Linked DNA regions of Homo sapiens: regions 2 and 3 are each linked to region 1. The links are chromatin contacts, found by Hi-C or POLR2A ChIA-PET in ENCODE. All regions are on one chromosome and are shown on one strand. Each heading gives the region's core, a stretch centred on a gene start or an enhancer-like site at or near the end of the contact. The rest is flanking DNA. Distances are from core to core; before and after follow the strand shown.

What was found. Hi-C counts contacts between places; a loop is a spot of excess contacts on that map. ChIA-PET counts read pairs that join two places held with the same protein, here RNA polymerase II (POLR2A). Pooled maps may share reads with other maps.
Region 2: a map of natural killer cell shows a loop between it and region 1 (3-fold over the local background). The contact joins the enhancer-like site here to the promoter of P2RX5 in region 1. A Hi-C loop is called at or near these places in 2 of 168 maps with a recorded cell type or tissue (endothelial cell of hepatic sinusoid and natural killer cell) and 9 of 50 pooled maps. POLR2A ChIA-PET finds 5 or more read pairs at or near these places in 5 of 52 experiments (activated B cell, activated CD4-positive, alpha-beta T cell, activated CD4-positive, alpha-beta memory T cell and 1 more).
Region 3: a map of K562 shows a loop between it and region 1 (3-fold over the local background). The contact joins the promoter of TRPV1 here to the promoter of P2RX5 in region 1. A Hi-C loop is called at or near these places in 1 of 168 maps with a recorded cell type or tissue (K562) and 2 of 50 pooled maps. POLR2A ChIA-PET finds 5 or more read pairs at or near these places in 3 of 52 experiments (CD4-positive, alpha-beta T cell, CD8-positive, alpha-beta memory T cell and HEK293).

The regions. Positions count from the first base shown.
Region 1 is chr17:3,694,137-3,698,599 of GRCh38, forward strand. P2RX5 (purinergic receptor P2X 5) reads right to left here and starts at 2,019. Exons shown (of 12, transcript NM_002561.4): 1 at 1,733-2,019. The coding sequence starts at 1,869. P2RX5-TAX1BP3 (P2RX5-TAX1BP3 readthrough (NMD candidate)) reads right to left here and starts at 2,268. Exons shown (of 15, transcript NR_037928.1): 1 at 1,733-2,268. RefSeq lists enhancers at 70-119, 1,090-1,606, 1,719-1,768 and a silencer at 1,889-2,248.
Region 2 is chr17:3,762,067-3,766,637 of GRCh38, forward strand. It overlaps ITGAE (integrin subunit alpha E), which reads right to left. Exons shown (of 31, transcript NM_002208.5): 3 at 1,803-1,894. Among named protein-coding and RNA genes, the nearest start is that of ITGAE, 37 kb to the right of the region's middle. RefSeq lists an enhancer at 1,613-1,712. Within about 2 kb of position 1,390, at least 4 of the 41 ENCODE cell types and tissues checked have a DNase peak (open chromatin) inside an H3K27ac peak, as active enhancers do; they include natural killer cell, where a contact is called at or near this core.
Region 3 is chr17:3,607,613-3,612,047 of GRCh38, forward strand. TRPV1 (transient receptor potential cation channel subfamily V member 1) reads right to left here and starts at 1,799. Exons shown (of 17, transcript NM_080704.4): 1 at 1,697-1,799; 2 at 815-953. It overlaps SHPK (sedoheptulokinase), which reads right to left. Exons shown (of 7, transcript NM_013276.4): 7 at 628-3,360. The coding sequence ends at 2,948. RefSeq lists an enhancer at 1,689-2,190.

The sequences.
Region 1 (4,463 bases), core at 769-3,268:
CAGGATAGTATCAGCCACAGAGAGGAATGGAGGGCTGATAGATGCCACAACATGGGTGAACCTTGAAAACATGACACCAAGTGAAAGAAGCCAGAAAAAAAAAAAAAAAGGCCGCATACTATACAATTTCATTTATACGAAATACCCAGAATAGGCAAATCCATAGAGACAGATTCTCCTGCCTCAGCCTCCCGATTAGCTGGGATTACAGGCGCCACTATCATGCCCAGCTAATTGTTGTGTATTTTTAGTAGAAACAGGGTTTCTCCATGTTGGCCAGGCTGGTCTCGAACTCCTGACCTCAGGTGATCCACCCACCTCGGCTTCCCAAAGGGCTGGGATTATAGGCATGAGCCACAGCGCCCGGCCGCCAATTTCCTAATTTTCATACTTGTACTTAGTTAAATATGTCCTGCTTTCCCTGCCATGTGAGGACACAGCGAGAGGGTGGCCATCTGCAAGCCAAGGAGAGAGCCCCCCCTGAGACCCCGAACCATGCTACCACCCTCGTCTCAGATTTCCACATCCAGGACTGCGAGAATTAAATTTCTATTGTTCAAGCAAAAGCAACTCCATTTATTCATTCATGCGTTCATTTCACATCTATTCCCTAAGCAGTTAAGTGCTGCTGGGGCCCCACCCTCAGGGCATTCCCGGACTGACAGCGACATCAGGCAAATGATCCCCCAAATAAGCCCAATAATTACACTGTGGGAAGGCCAGGGAGGAAGGGAGAGGGAGTTACTGGAAAGCCCAGATCTGGGGGCTGAGTGGATGCTAAGGGAGTGGAGGAGGACGGGCAGGCCTGGCTGAGCAACAGCACAGCGCCTACGAGGCCGCTCAGGTGGGAGGCGGCCAGGGGCCTGGGGATGCAGCTCAGAGAACGCGGACTGCTGGACCTCCGAGGGAGAGCCAGGCGTCAGGGCTGCCCTCCCAGGAGGAAGCAGGAGGAACTCCACCGCATTTACTGAACGAGTGGAATGAGGCGCATCCCCATTGTCCAGCGCTGCTTCTCCCCTCCACCTGCTCACCCCCGACCCACCCCGGGGTCAGGGCTCTGAAGGCGCCTGGCAGAGCAGCCTCCACAAGTTGCCTCTTTGGCTTTGTGGCGCCAGCTCCTGCCAGGTGGCATGAGGATGGGGGAAGGGGATGGCCGAGCTGGGTGCAGAGATAGAGGCCTCTGGGCAGGACCCCCAGCTGGACACCAGAGAGGCTGGCCGCGGGTGGGGCAAGTTGACCGGAAGGGAGCTCAGGAACATGCCGGGCTGATGAGTTTCTCCAGCTCTGAGTAGGCAGTGACACCCTGTGATTATAAATAACCTGCCGGCGCCTGGGTCAGCTGCCAGGCCAAGGCCCAGGGAGGCTCCTGGGGCGACAGCTGCCACCCAGCCCCCTGGCATCCCTGCCCCCTTCCCATGGCCCTAACACGTGGGGACCCGACTCTGGGAGAAGCAGCTGCAGGGAAAGCCTGATAAATCGAGGAAACCAGAAGGCCCCTGCCCACCTCTCATCACCTCTAGCGCCAGTGGGGGAGTGGAGAGCCCCCTCTCTACACCCTACTCCTACACCCAAGGACCCAAAGAGGACCCCCACAGCAAGCAGGCTCACAGACCCCCAGCTACCGGGAAAACCGCGTGCACGCCTGCGAATTCCAGGACCCTGGAGAAGGACGCGGCGGCTGGCACCCGCCCTGCCCCTCCCCCGCCTTCCCAAAAGTCCGCGGAGAACTTACACGACCAGGTACGCCAGGATGGAGGCCTGCAGCAGCCGGTACAGCAGGCCCACCTTCTTGTTCTTGGCGATGACATACTTCTCGGTCTTGTAGTCGAACAGCGACAGGCAGAGCCCCTTGCAGCCCGCCTGCCCCATGGCGCGCTCTCAGCCGGGCTTGCGGACCGCCCGGCCCACGTGCGCTCATGGGGAGCACTCGGTCCCTCGGTCCCTGCGCGCCCGGCGCCCGCCTCGGCCCGTCTGCGCCCGCTCAGCTGCAGCCCGGGGTGTCCGGCAGGGCTGCGGGGCGCGGGGGCGGGTCGGGGCGGCCTTTTATTGACGCGGTTGAGAAAGCCTCGGCTGGGAGCTGGGCGGCGGCGAGCACCGGAACCTCAGACCGCGACCTTGCCGCTACCTCTTCTTCCTCCTCCTCCTCCTCCTCCCCTGACACAGTGACACCCCTGCAACCTACTCCCCAGCCACCGGTCTGGGAGCGCAGCCCCCCGGATGCGCAGGACCGCCCTGTGCTGTTGCCCAGCTGAAAGCAGCGATCGCGGAGGAGAGGAAGTGAAAGGGGGAAGGGCTCCTTTTTATTTTATTTTAAATTTATTTATTCATTTATTTTTGAGACGGAGCCTCGCTCTGTCGCCGAGGCTGGAGTGCAGTGGTGCGATCTCAGCTCACTGCTACCTCCGCCTCCCGGGTTCAAGCGATTCTCCTGCCTCAGCCTCCCAAGTAGCTGGGACTACAGGCGTGATAATTTTTGTATTTTTAGTAGAGACGGGGTTTCACCATGTTGGCCAGGCTGGTCTTGAACTCCTGACCTCAGGTGATCCGCCCACCTCGGCCTCCCAAAGTGCTGGGATTACAGGCGTGAGCCACCGCGCACGGCCGGGAAGAGCTCCGTTTAAAGCAAAACTCCCCTTTCTCTCGCAAAGAAATCCCAAAGGGTTCTTCCTATTGAATAGATGGGGAACTGAGGCCAGGGGAGGAAGGAAGGGGACACAACAGGTTTCTCCATTCACCTCGCGCCAGGTCTCCTGCCAGGGAGATACATTCTTGCTCCGTGGGCAGGGGGTGGTTGTGGGGGGGAAGCCGTGGCTCCCCCACAGGCTGGAAGAGACAAGACTTGTCCCACCTGAGGCTGCCTGTGTCTGCTGCGACTAATGCGCGTTTCTACTGCAGCAGCTGCTGCAGGTTTAAAAGCCCACACTCCGGCGGAGTCGGTGGTCAGGCAGGTCCCGAGTGCCGGCAGCATGAAGACCTCCCTCCCACACTCAGGGCGGATGGTGCGGGGGTGGGGGGCAGACGGGGTGGGGGCGGGGAGACACAGGCAACCCACCCTAGGATCCTAAAAATATGCCTGGAGAGTGCGCATGTACCAACTGTTTGGAATGGTTCCCAACGCACAAGAAATAGAACTGATCCATGCAGCTATGACTGCAACCCTCTCAGTATGTGGAATTCAACAGGAGTGGGAGTGGGATGAGGGAGGGCCTCCGGGGGGGCAGGTTTAGAACTCCTGACAGCCAAAGACGCAGGGCCCTGGGTGAGCGCGGTGTGGTGAGGAGCTGCGCACGCTTATTTTCTGCATCCTGCAGTCTGACCACAAGCAGTCCTGCTCCTCTCCCTACCCCTGGCTTTCACACACAAAGAGGCTCCCTTCCCTAAGCCACAGACTCGGGGAACTGGAAGGTACCCTGAAATTCATCAGTGTGATTCTAAAGTAAAAGCCCCAAGGAAGGTGTCCAGTTTCAAAGTGCATGGGAATCATGTGGAAGAAAAAAAGGCAAATTCCTAGGCCCTGCCCCTCAAATTTTCATTCACGAAATCTAAGATGGGGCTGGGAACCTGTATTTTGCTCTCAAACTGTCATTTGGGAAAGCGTGGATCTTTGCATCTTTTCATCCATTTCAACTCAACTGCCATTTCTTCAAAAAGGCCTGTTATTATTGCCCACCCAAAGTAGCCCCCAGTCCCAGCCCAGCCACTTTCTATCCCATTATCTCATCTTATTCCCTTAGAGCACCTGTCACTATCCAGTAGGATCTCGTTGACTTAGTGACTGTGTCCCATGCTAAGACCAGAAGCTCCCGGAGAGCAGGGACCATGCCTTTGGACATCTCTGTATGTCCCTGTGCCTGCCACATAATAGTTCTAGACATATTATTGAATGAGTGGACAAACCTGGCCCTGATTTTTTTTTTTTTCAACAGGGAGGGCATTTCGATTCCACCCTGCCCCAGTCATGACTGCGAATTTTAGGGGCTGAAGTCATCTTGGCTCTCCTGCCAGCCTCCTCCTCAGCCCCCTGCTAACACAGCACTCCAATGCTCACTAAAGCAGCCGCCACCGAGTGACATCACCCCTAAGAAGATGCCCGTCACCCTGACAGTGCTGCTCCAGGGTAAGGTATAGAGGGGAGGTGGACTTTCAGAGTCTCACAGGAGTCGCCTGAATTGCATCTGCCCTGGAGAAGAGCTTGCCCATCAACCCCAGCACAGGACAACATGAGTGTCACAGAGATGGTGCCACATTGAGTCTCTCCACTCCCCAAGGGAGTTCCAGGTTTTGTTCCAGGGCCTGTTTGTTCTTTGAAGGGGTCTTTAGAGACCAGGACCTTCATTTTTCTGGGGTGATTAGGGAAGGGGTGAGTAAGTGAGGCCCCAGAGCAGAGCCTACCACTAGCCCCAGTCCCAGGCACTCTGCTGTTCTTGATTCATCAAACCTTTGTGTGCTACTGGAGAGGCTGA
Region 2 (4,571 bases), core at 140-2,639, 67 kb after region 1:
CCTTGGTCAGGCCCCCATGAGGAACTGTTGGCCACTCAGAGAAGCCTCTAGAAAGCTAGAGCGGGGGCCTTCAAGGTCAGGACTGGACACGTTCAGGGCCGAGTGCCCATCCCCGGGGCTCATTTGCTGACCCTTTCAACACGTGCCCATTGACGTCTGCTCTGTGCCCAGCCTTGTGAGCGTGGTGATGGGCGTCCAGCAACAGCGGATGCCTGCTGCTTTTCCTCAGTGGGTTTGGTCGGGCAGGTGGGTGGAGAAGCACTGCCTGGTGGGTATGTAAGTGCCAAGGAATGTGCAAGATACCGTGGGACTGGCTGTGTGGACCAAGGAACCCCCCAGCCTCACAGACCCATCCTGGGGAATCTTACTGCCCCCAGCCTCAGGGGCAGAAATGGTAGCTCCTTCCTCGTCCTCCCCACTGTCAGCCTCAGGATACTGTCTTATTTTTCAGTCATGGAATCACTCAGTCAACCCTGCTGGACTGAGATTGAGTCTGTTCAACTCAGTGCCTCTCAGACAAGGATTTTTTTTTTTTTTTTTTTTTTTTTTGAGACAGAGTCTTGCTCTGTCGCCCAGGCTGGAGTGCAGTGGCGCAATCTCGGCTCACTGCAAGCTCCGCCTCCCAGGTTCACGCCATTCTCCTGCCTCAGCCTCCTGAGTAGCTGGGACTACGTGTGCCCGTCACCACACCTGGCTAATTTCTTTTTGTATTTTTAGTAGAGACGGGATTTCACCGTGTTAGCTAGGATGGTCTCGATCTCCTGACCCATGATCGGCCCACCTCAGCCTCCCAAAGTGTTGGGATTACAGGCATGAGCCACCGTGCCTGGCAGGATTTTTTTTTTTTAAACAGTCTTGCTCTGTTGCCCAGGCTGGAGTCCAGTGGTGCAATGTCAGCTCACTGTAACCTCCACCTCCTGGGTTCAAGCGATTCTTCTGCCTCAGCCTCCCAAATAGCTGGGATTGTAGGCATGCACCACCACGCCTGGCTGATTTTTGTATTTTTGGTAGAGATGGGGTTTCATCATATTGGCCAGGCTGGTCTCGAACTCTGGACCTCAAATGATCTACCCGCCTTGGCCTCCCAGTGTGCTAAGATTACAGGCGTGAGCCACGGCGCCCAGCCTCAGACAAGACAAGGATTCTATTTATTTATATATATATAGCCAAGAGGTTGTCAGTAAATCTGTGACCTGAGTTTGACTGGGTAGGATGGATAGAGTTTAATGAGTGAATCAGGTTCATTCATTCATTCATTCATTCATTCATTCAAATGGCATTTATTGAGTACCTAATATATGTCAGGCCCCATGCTAGTTACTAGGGTGGCCACAGTTAGACTGAATATGTAGGGGGTGAATTGCACTGAGGTGTGATGACTTGCATCAGGAAGGGCTAGAGTTTCGAATCAGCCACCAACACTAAAAGTGTGAACTTTGTCATACTGGCAACCAAAAGACCTACATTCTCTGAACTGTAGCTTCCTCTCTTATAAATGGCGCGGTTTTGAGGATGAAAACAGAATGACTCAGAGGACTGCCGGGCACAGGGTGGGCACGCAATACGCTGTAGGTATCATTTCTGTTGCTAGGACTGTGTCAGGAAAGGTGGCTGGGGATTAGGATTGGGTTGGGGTGGGACTGGGCATTGGGATGGAATCTTGCTGTGGGTTATGCTGGAGTCTAGGGGTGAACGGGCTGGATGAGGCAGGGCTGGGGTTGGAATGGTTTGAGTTTAGATGAGGGGGATTTTGCTAGAAAGGGGGTCCTGGGGAGCATTCCCTGGAGTTGGGGCTGACTTACCTACAGGATGGCAAAGGATTTCATCCTGGACAAGGGAACATCGATGGAGGGGCCCTGGTGTCCTCTTGGTTCTGGGGCTGGTGACCAGGAGCCTGAGTGGGAGGGGAGGTTGCAAAGCTGAGCTGGCTGATGTTCCTCGTCTTCTCCCTGCCTGCCCAGCACCCTTCCCATTCCAGTTGCCTGCACTCACAAGCTCCCTGTCTGGCCGGCAGATTCCTAGCCCAGACTCTGGATTATGGGGAAGACATTTGCCCAACCTCTGCTTCTACACAGCACCAGGCAGGAAATGGTTAAATGCAACCCCTCTCTGCCTGCTGCCCACCCTGACAAAGAAGGGGTGATACTGATGGTTAATAAAAACTCTGCTCTCTTATGGGGACAGGGATGGGGAGGCCAGAAAACCACCAGCGTTGGGGTTGGTTCTGTTGGGGGCAGTGCTGGCTTCCTCGTGGGCCACCCAGGGGGCCTGCCCTGCCTGGCCTTAGTTCCTGAGAAGAGTACGCTGGTGCCCCTATCCTGTGGGTCAGTCAGAACTGGAGGTTTGGAGGCCGGGCGCGGCGGCTCACGCCTGTAATCCCAGCACTTTGGGAGGCTGAGGCAGGTGGATCATCTGGGGTCAGGACTTTGAGACCAGCCTGATCAATATGGTGAAACCCCGTGTCTACTAAAAATACAAAAATTAGCCGGGCATGGTGGCGTGTGCCTGTAGTCCCAGCTACTCAGGAGGCTGAGGCAGGAGAATTGCTTGAACCTGGGAGGCAGAGGTTGCAGTGAGCGGAGATCACGCCACTGCACTCCAGCCTGGGGGACAGAGTGTGACTTCGTCTCATAAATAAATAAATAAATAAAAGAACTGGAGGTTTGGGGGTGGCTGCCTCAGCCTGATTAAGGCAGCCTCAAGAGCTGCGCCTCCTGACTGCAAACTTCTTGCCCCCACCCAGGCCCAGTCCAGGGAGACGGCAGATTCCAGGGACAGCCTCAACATTCTCACCATCCACGTTACCCAGGAGAACTGGGCTGTCCTGAGACAGACAGTGAGCTCCGGGGGTTGTCATAGGGGATGGTGGGGAGGGGACGAGGGGCTTGGTGGTTAACAGTGAACCAAGTCCAAGGTCTTTCTGCAGAGGGCAGTAGAAGTCATGGAGGACTTTATAAAGGGGAAGCACATGATTAGCTGTGCTTTCAAAAGCTCATGATGAGGCCGGGCGCGGTGGCTCACGCCTGTAATCCCAGCACTTTGGGAGGCCGAGGCAGGCAGATCACGAGGTCAGGAGATCGAGACCATCCTGGCTAACATGGTGAAACCCCGTCTCTACTAAAAATACAAAAAATTAGCCGGGCGTGGTGGCGGGTGCCTGTAGTCCCAGCTACTCGGGAGCCTGAGGCAGGAGAATGGTGTGAACCCAGGAGGCAGAGGTTGCAGTGAGCCGAGATCACGCCACTGAACTCCAGCCTGGGTGACAGAGCGAGACTCTGTCTCAAAAAAAAAAAAAAAAAAAAAAGGTCATGATGTGGCTACAGTGGGTTGGGACAGACTAAAGAGCACAGGAAGGTGGGGCAGAAATGAGATACCGTCTCCACTTCCTCAACTCCTATCACTCTACATTTTAATACATTATGAAATATATTCACGTATCGGCATGGCTTACAGAATAATAAGAAAGTCTGCACCTGTGCGTCCATCCGCCCACCCACAACTGAACCCACCCCAAGCTGACTTCCCACCCTCTGAGTCAGTTCCTGTGAAGGTCACCAGGGGCCCCCACAATGCCACATCCAACGGACCGCTCTCTGTCCTCATCTTCCTCAACCTCTCAGAAGCCCCAAACATGAGTAACCATCTCCTTCGAACACTTTTTTCTAGATTTCTGCCTACTCTCTCCTCATTCCTCAAGGCTTCGCTGGTGCCTTCGCGGTCTGACCTCTATCTGCCACCAGGATCTGGGGGCTGGGTCACTGTCTTCCTTGCCGGCACACTCTCCCTAGTGATCCCTTCCAAGCCCATGGCTTCAATACACCTATAACGGCTGAAATTCCCACCTCTCCATCTGCTATCGTAGGCAGAATAATGGCCCCCCAAAGAAGGCCACGTCCTAATCCCCAGAACCTGTGAATATGTTGCCTTTTATGGCAAAAGGGACTTCGTAGATGTGAGTTAATAAATTAAGGATCATGAGATGGGGGGGTTATCCTGGATTATCTAGGTGGGCTCAGTGAAATCACAAGGGTCCTTCTATGAGGGAGGCCCCGAAAACGGTGGCATGGGCGAGCCGCAGGGACTCAGGGGGACGTTGAGGCAGGCAGAGGGGAGAAGTGGCGAGACTGCAGGGAATGCTGGGAGCCTCCCAAGGAGGCCTCTCCCATCCCAGAAGCCCCCAGGGCTGTCCTGGCTGGGCTGTAAAGCCCCAGTGTAATCACAAAAGTCCTTCTAGGAGGGAGGCAGGAGAATCAGAGTCGGAGAAAGTTGTGAAGCTTGCTATGCTGCAGGCCTAAGGAGGAGGAGGAGCCCGTCAGCCAAGGAATGCAAGCAGCTTCTAGAAGCCTAAAAAGGCAAGAAAACAGATTCTCCCCCAGAGCTTCTAGAAGGGACCCAGCCCTGCTGATAGCTTTTCAGACTTCTGACCTCCAAAACTACAAGATAATAAACTTGCAGCTGGGCTCAGTGTCTCACACCTGTCATCCCAGCACTTTGGGAGGCCGAGGCAGGCGGATCACCTGAGGTCAAGAGTTCAAGACCAGCCTGGCCAACAGGGTGAAACCCCGTCTCTA
Region 3 (4,435 bases), core at 549-3,048, 87 kb before region 1:
TGCAACCTCTGCTTCCAGAGCTCAAGCGATTCTCCTGCCTCAGCCTCCTAAGTAGCTGGGATTACAGGCGCGTGCCATCATGCCCAGCTAACTTTTGTATTTCTAGTAGAGACGAGTTTTCACCACGTTGGCCAGGTTGGTTTCAAACTCCTGATGTCAGGTGATCCACCCGCCTCGGCCTCCCAAAGTGCTGGGATTACAGGTGTGAGCCCCCACACCCAGCCAAAGTAGAACGGTTTTAACAATACACTCTAATAAAAGTTATCACACACTGTGACCATACTTTTGCAGTTTGAGGTGTGACAGCAAAACTGGCATGAGGCTGGGGTCAGTGGCTCCCGCCTGCAATCCTAGTACTTTGGGAGGCCAAGGTAAGTGGATCACCTGAGGTCAGGAGTTCGAGACCAGCCTGGCCAACATGATGAAACTCCATCTCTACTAAAACTAAATTAGCCAGGCGTGGTGGCAGGAGCCTGTAATCTCAGCTACTCAGAAGGGTGAGGCAAGAGAATCGCTTGAACCCGGGAGGCAGAGGTTGCAGTGAGCCAAGATTGCACCACTGTACTCCAGCCTGGGTGACACAGTGAGACTATGTCTCAAAAAAAAAAAAAAAAAGGCAAAAAAAACTAGCACGAATTTCTTTTTCTTTAGAATTTCACAGATAGAAGATTCAGCATATGACTGTTTTCTTCCCATCTTTTCACTTAAAGGAAGCACCTTACGGTTTCTCTTTGGCATATCCGAACAGCCAGCATCACTACCAGCATCACTACTCTGGTGCTTTGGGGCCCTAATGAAGTAAAAAAAGACTGACCTGAACAGAAGCACTGTGATACCAGGACGGGCGATCTGACGACTAAGTGACTGACCGGCGGGGAGCATCTACGGCCTGGACGTGGGGAACACAGGGACGGTTTGCATCCCAGATGGCACGGCAGAGACTCTCCATCACACTGCTCAGAACAATGCACAAGGGAAAACTTGGGAACTGTTTGAAGAATTTTCCATTTAATATTGTCAGACCGTGGTTGACCGCAGATAACTGAACCCATGGAAAGTGACACCGTGGATAAGGGGGGACTACTGTGGACAGCTTTCCTGGGTGATTGGGAGACGTTTTTCTGGTAGAACACCAGGGCAAGGCTTTTCTGAGGATGATCTACGAATTCTCCCCAGAGCACTTCAACCTCCCAAACCAAGCTCTGCGGCTGTGCCATTGCACAGTCTTCCCACAGCAGAGAGGTGTGTTTTATTTAAGGCACAAGACTCTGGAAGAATGGGCTTTGTATTTATTTATGAGACAGAGTCTTGCTCTGTCACCCAGGCTGGAGTGCAATGGCGCGATCTCAGCTCACTGCAACCTCTGCCTCCCGAGTTCAAGTGATTTTCCTGCCTCAGCCTCCTGAGTAGCTGGGATTACAGGCATGCGCCACCACGCCCGGCTTGTATTTTTAGTAGAGACGGGGTATCCCCATGTTGGTCAGGCTGGTCTTGAACTCCTGACCTCAGGTGATTCACCCACTTGGGCTTCCCAAAGTGCTGGGATTACAGGCGGGAGCCAACATGCCCGGCCAAGAATGGGCTTTAGTATCTGACATTTGGCCAGAGTGATCAGGCATTTGCTCTCATCTTAGAGCTTCCAGATAATCACATAATTTGTAAAATGACATTTATAAAGAGACAATATGTTTCATACCTGTCATGGATACTGAGAGAGAGAGAGAGAGAGAGAGAGAGAATACGACTGCTTCCCAAACTCGTGGTTGCCAGCGTGACTCTGGGCCAGGCCTGCCTGAGCCTGGGCTCCTTTGGGAGTCTAGAAGTAGATGCGGCAATGGTGGCCCCCTCCTGGAAGCCACCCCACAGCCATCCCTACCAATCACAAGAAGGCTTACAACGCTCTGGGATCCCTACAGGGATGCCAACTCAAATGGATGTTTCTGCTGAGCCAGGAGCACACACTGGGCCAGCAAAGCCCACGCCAAGCGAAAGGAGAGCCTGGGCCTATGGGATACAGAGTTCTCTTTGAATAAACTACCTGCCCCATCTGGCAGGAGTCTGCCTGGCTGCATCCCTTCCCATGAGGGCTTCTGGAATGTGCAGGGGCAAAAACACTGCTGCACAGACATGCTCCTGGCAAGGGGTCCTGCTGGTGCCTTGTCAGGTTCTGGAGTGGTGTGAGCTGCACAGCATCGGTCCCCCTTGCTGCTCATGCCATCCGCCTCTCCTTCTCGCAACCTGCCTTCCAGGCAGTTGTGCTGTGAAGACCTGGGCGGCCTGGGTGCAGCAAGCTCTCCTGAGGCTGAGTACATGCAGCAAGAAGGCCGGCACACAGCCCCGCATCGTCTTCTGAGCCTGCCTGCTGCATCGCGCTTGGGTCAATCCCTGGCCCAGCTAAGCATCTGCAGCCAGGGGAGGATGAGACTAGGAAAGGGGCCTCCGGTCACATGGTTCAGTCCAGGAGACAAGAACTTTTCCAGAAGTCCATACGACCCGAGTGTGGGCTTCAGGTCTCCAAAAACGATAATCACAAGCTGGGCATGGGGCAGTTCTCTTTTCCCACTTGGGACCAAAGCCACCAGACTTTCTGGTGTCTGAAGTACACATTGATCTGCTCTCTGTCTACAGGTGAACCACAGATGAGCCTGCTGACCAGCAGGCTGGGCTACTGTGCTCTCATGCTCTCTCTCTCCCACATGGACATTTGTAAATAGCTCCCAGGTGGGTCAATTTCGGAAGGCACTCATTTGGGATCTGGCTGACGGCTCCTGGCTGCATTATTAGAGTATGTTCTGAAGGTAAGTTCTTGGCCGAGATGGGACCTCACAACAAGCACTGCTTGAAAGCTGTCCACTGAACGGTCCAGGGAAAGGATGACCCACAGATGGTGTCAGGAATGTTAATCAGGTAAAATTCACAGCAGTCGTTTGGCGAAAGAGTTTGCTGTCTAAGATTCCTTCTGGTTGAGGTGTCTCCGGAGCATGACCAGAGCTGCCCCGACAGCTGCATCCACATCCTGCCCAAAGGACATGGGCAAAGGGAAAGCCCTCTGCACCTCCTGCTTCAGCACGTCATTCCTGGACAGCGCACTCCCACTGCCCATCACCCTCTCCACGCCCCACTCCTGGAGCTGCTGAATCGGAAGCATGGAGTGCAGGTTCTGAACAATGCCTCGGCACAGAGCCCGGGTCACGTGCCCCAGGGAGAGGTCGGAGGAGGAGATTCTGGTCACTGAGGCCAGCTGGTCCGGCAGGTGCCTCTCCCCCAGCACTGTCGGGGTGATGGTCAGGTGGGTATCTCTCTGCTGCACAGCTGCCTGAATCATGCGTGAATACACAGTGGATTCTTCAACCTCCAGGCCTGCCAGAGACAGAGAAGATCTGTGTAAGCTCATGCGTCCCCCTCAGTGCAGGCTGACATGGCAGAGAATTCCCACAGGGTGGGAACAGCGCTACTTGCTGCTTCTCCTCCCGCTGCAGCTGGTGGTTCTGGGCTCAGGGACTGCTATAGCCAGGCTAGCTACACTCTGCCCTGGATCCCCGCCCGCTGTCTCAGTGCAGACCCCAGCCAGACATCAGGGTGAGGTCTCATTAAGTGCTGCCATGAGCCCTACCCCTAACACAGGCTTCTTAACCAAGGGGACCAAATGCATATACAGACTAATAACTATCATTGGCTGGGCGTGGTGGCTCACGCCTGTAATCCCAGCACTTTGGGAGGCCAAGGCGGGCAGATCACCTGAGGTCAGGAGTTCAAGACCAGCCTGGCCAACGTGGTGAAACCCTGTCTCTACTAAAAGTACAAAAATTAACCGGGCGTGGTGGCAGGCACCTGTAATCCCAGCTACTCAGGAGGCTGAGGCAGGAGAATCACTTGAACCTGGGAGGCAGAGGTTGCAGTGAGCGGAGCTTGCACCACTGCACTCCAGCCTGGGCAACAAGAGCAAGACTCCATCTAAAACAAACAAACAAACAAAACTATCATCATGGATGTCATTGGGGTCGTTAGCAGCATCAGAAATCCCAGGATCCAGGACCAATCACTGAATGGGCCACCCTCGTTATGTGCACAGGGCACCTGAAATCCAAGGAAGAAGGATGAGTTGACCATCCTACAACTTGCTTTTCAGTGTCAAGCCAGAATCCCGATCGGACTTTTCTCCCTGACACCACGTTAGCTCTGCGGGTTTTTTTTTTTTTTTTTTTTTTTCTGAGGCTCGCTGTGTCACCCAGGCTGGAGTGCAGTGGCACATATCCTATCGGCTCACTATAACCTCTGCCTCCCGGGTTCCAGCGATTCTCCTGCCTCAGCCTCCCAGGTAGCTGGGATTACAGGCCCACACCACCACACCTGGCTAATTGTGGTATTTTTAGTAGAGACAAGGTTTTACTACATTGGACAGGCTGGTCTCAAGCTCTCGACCTCAAGTGATCTA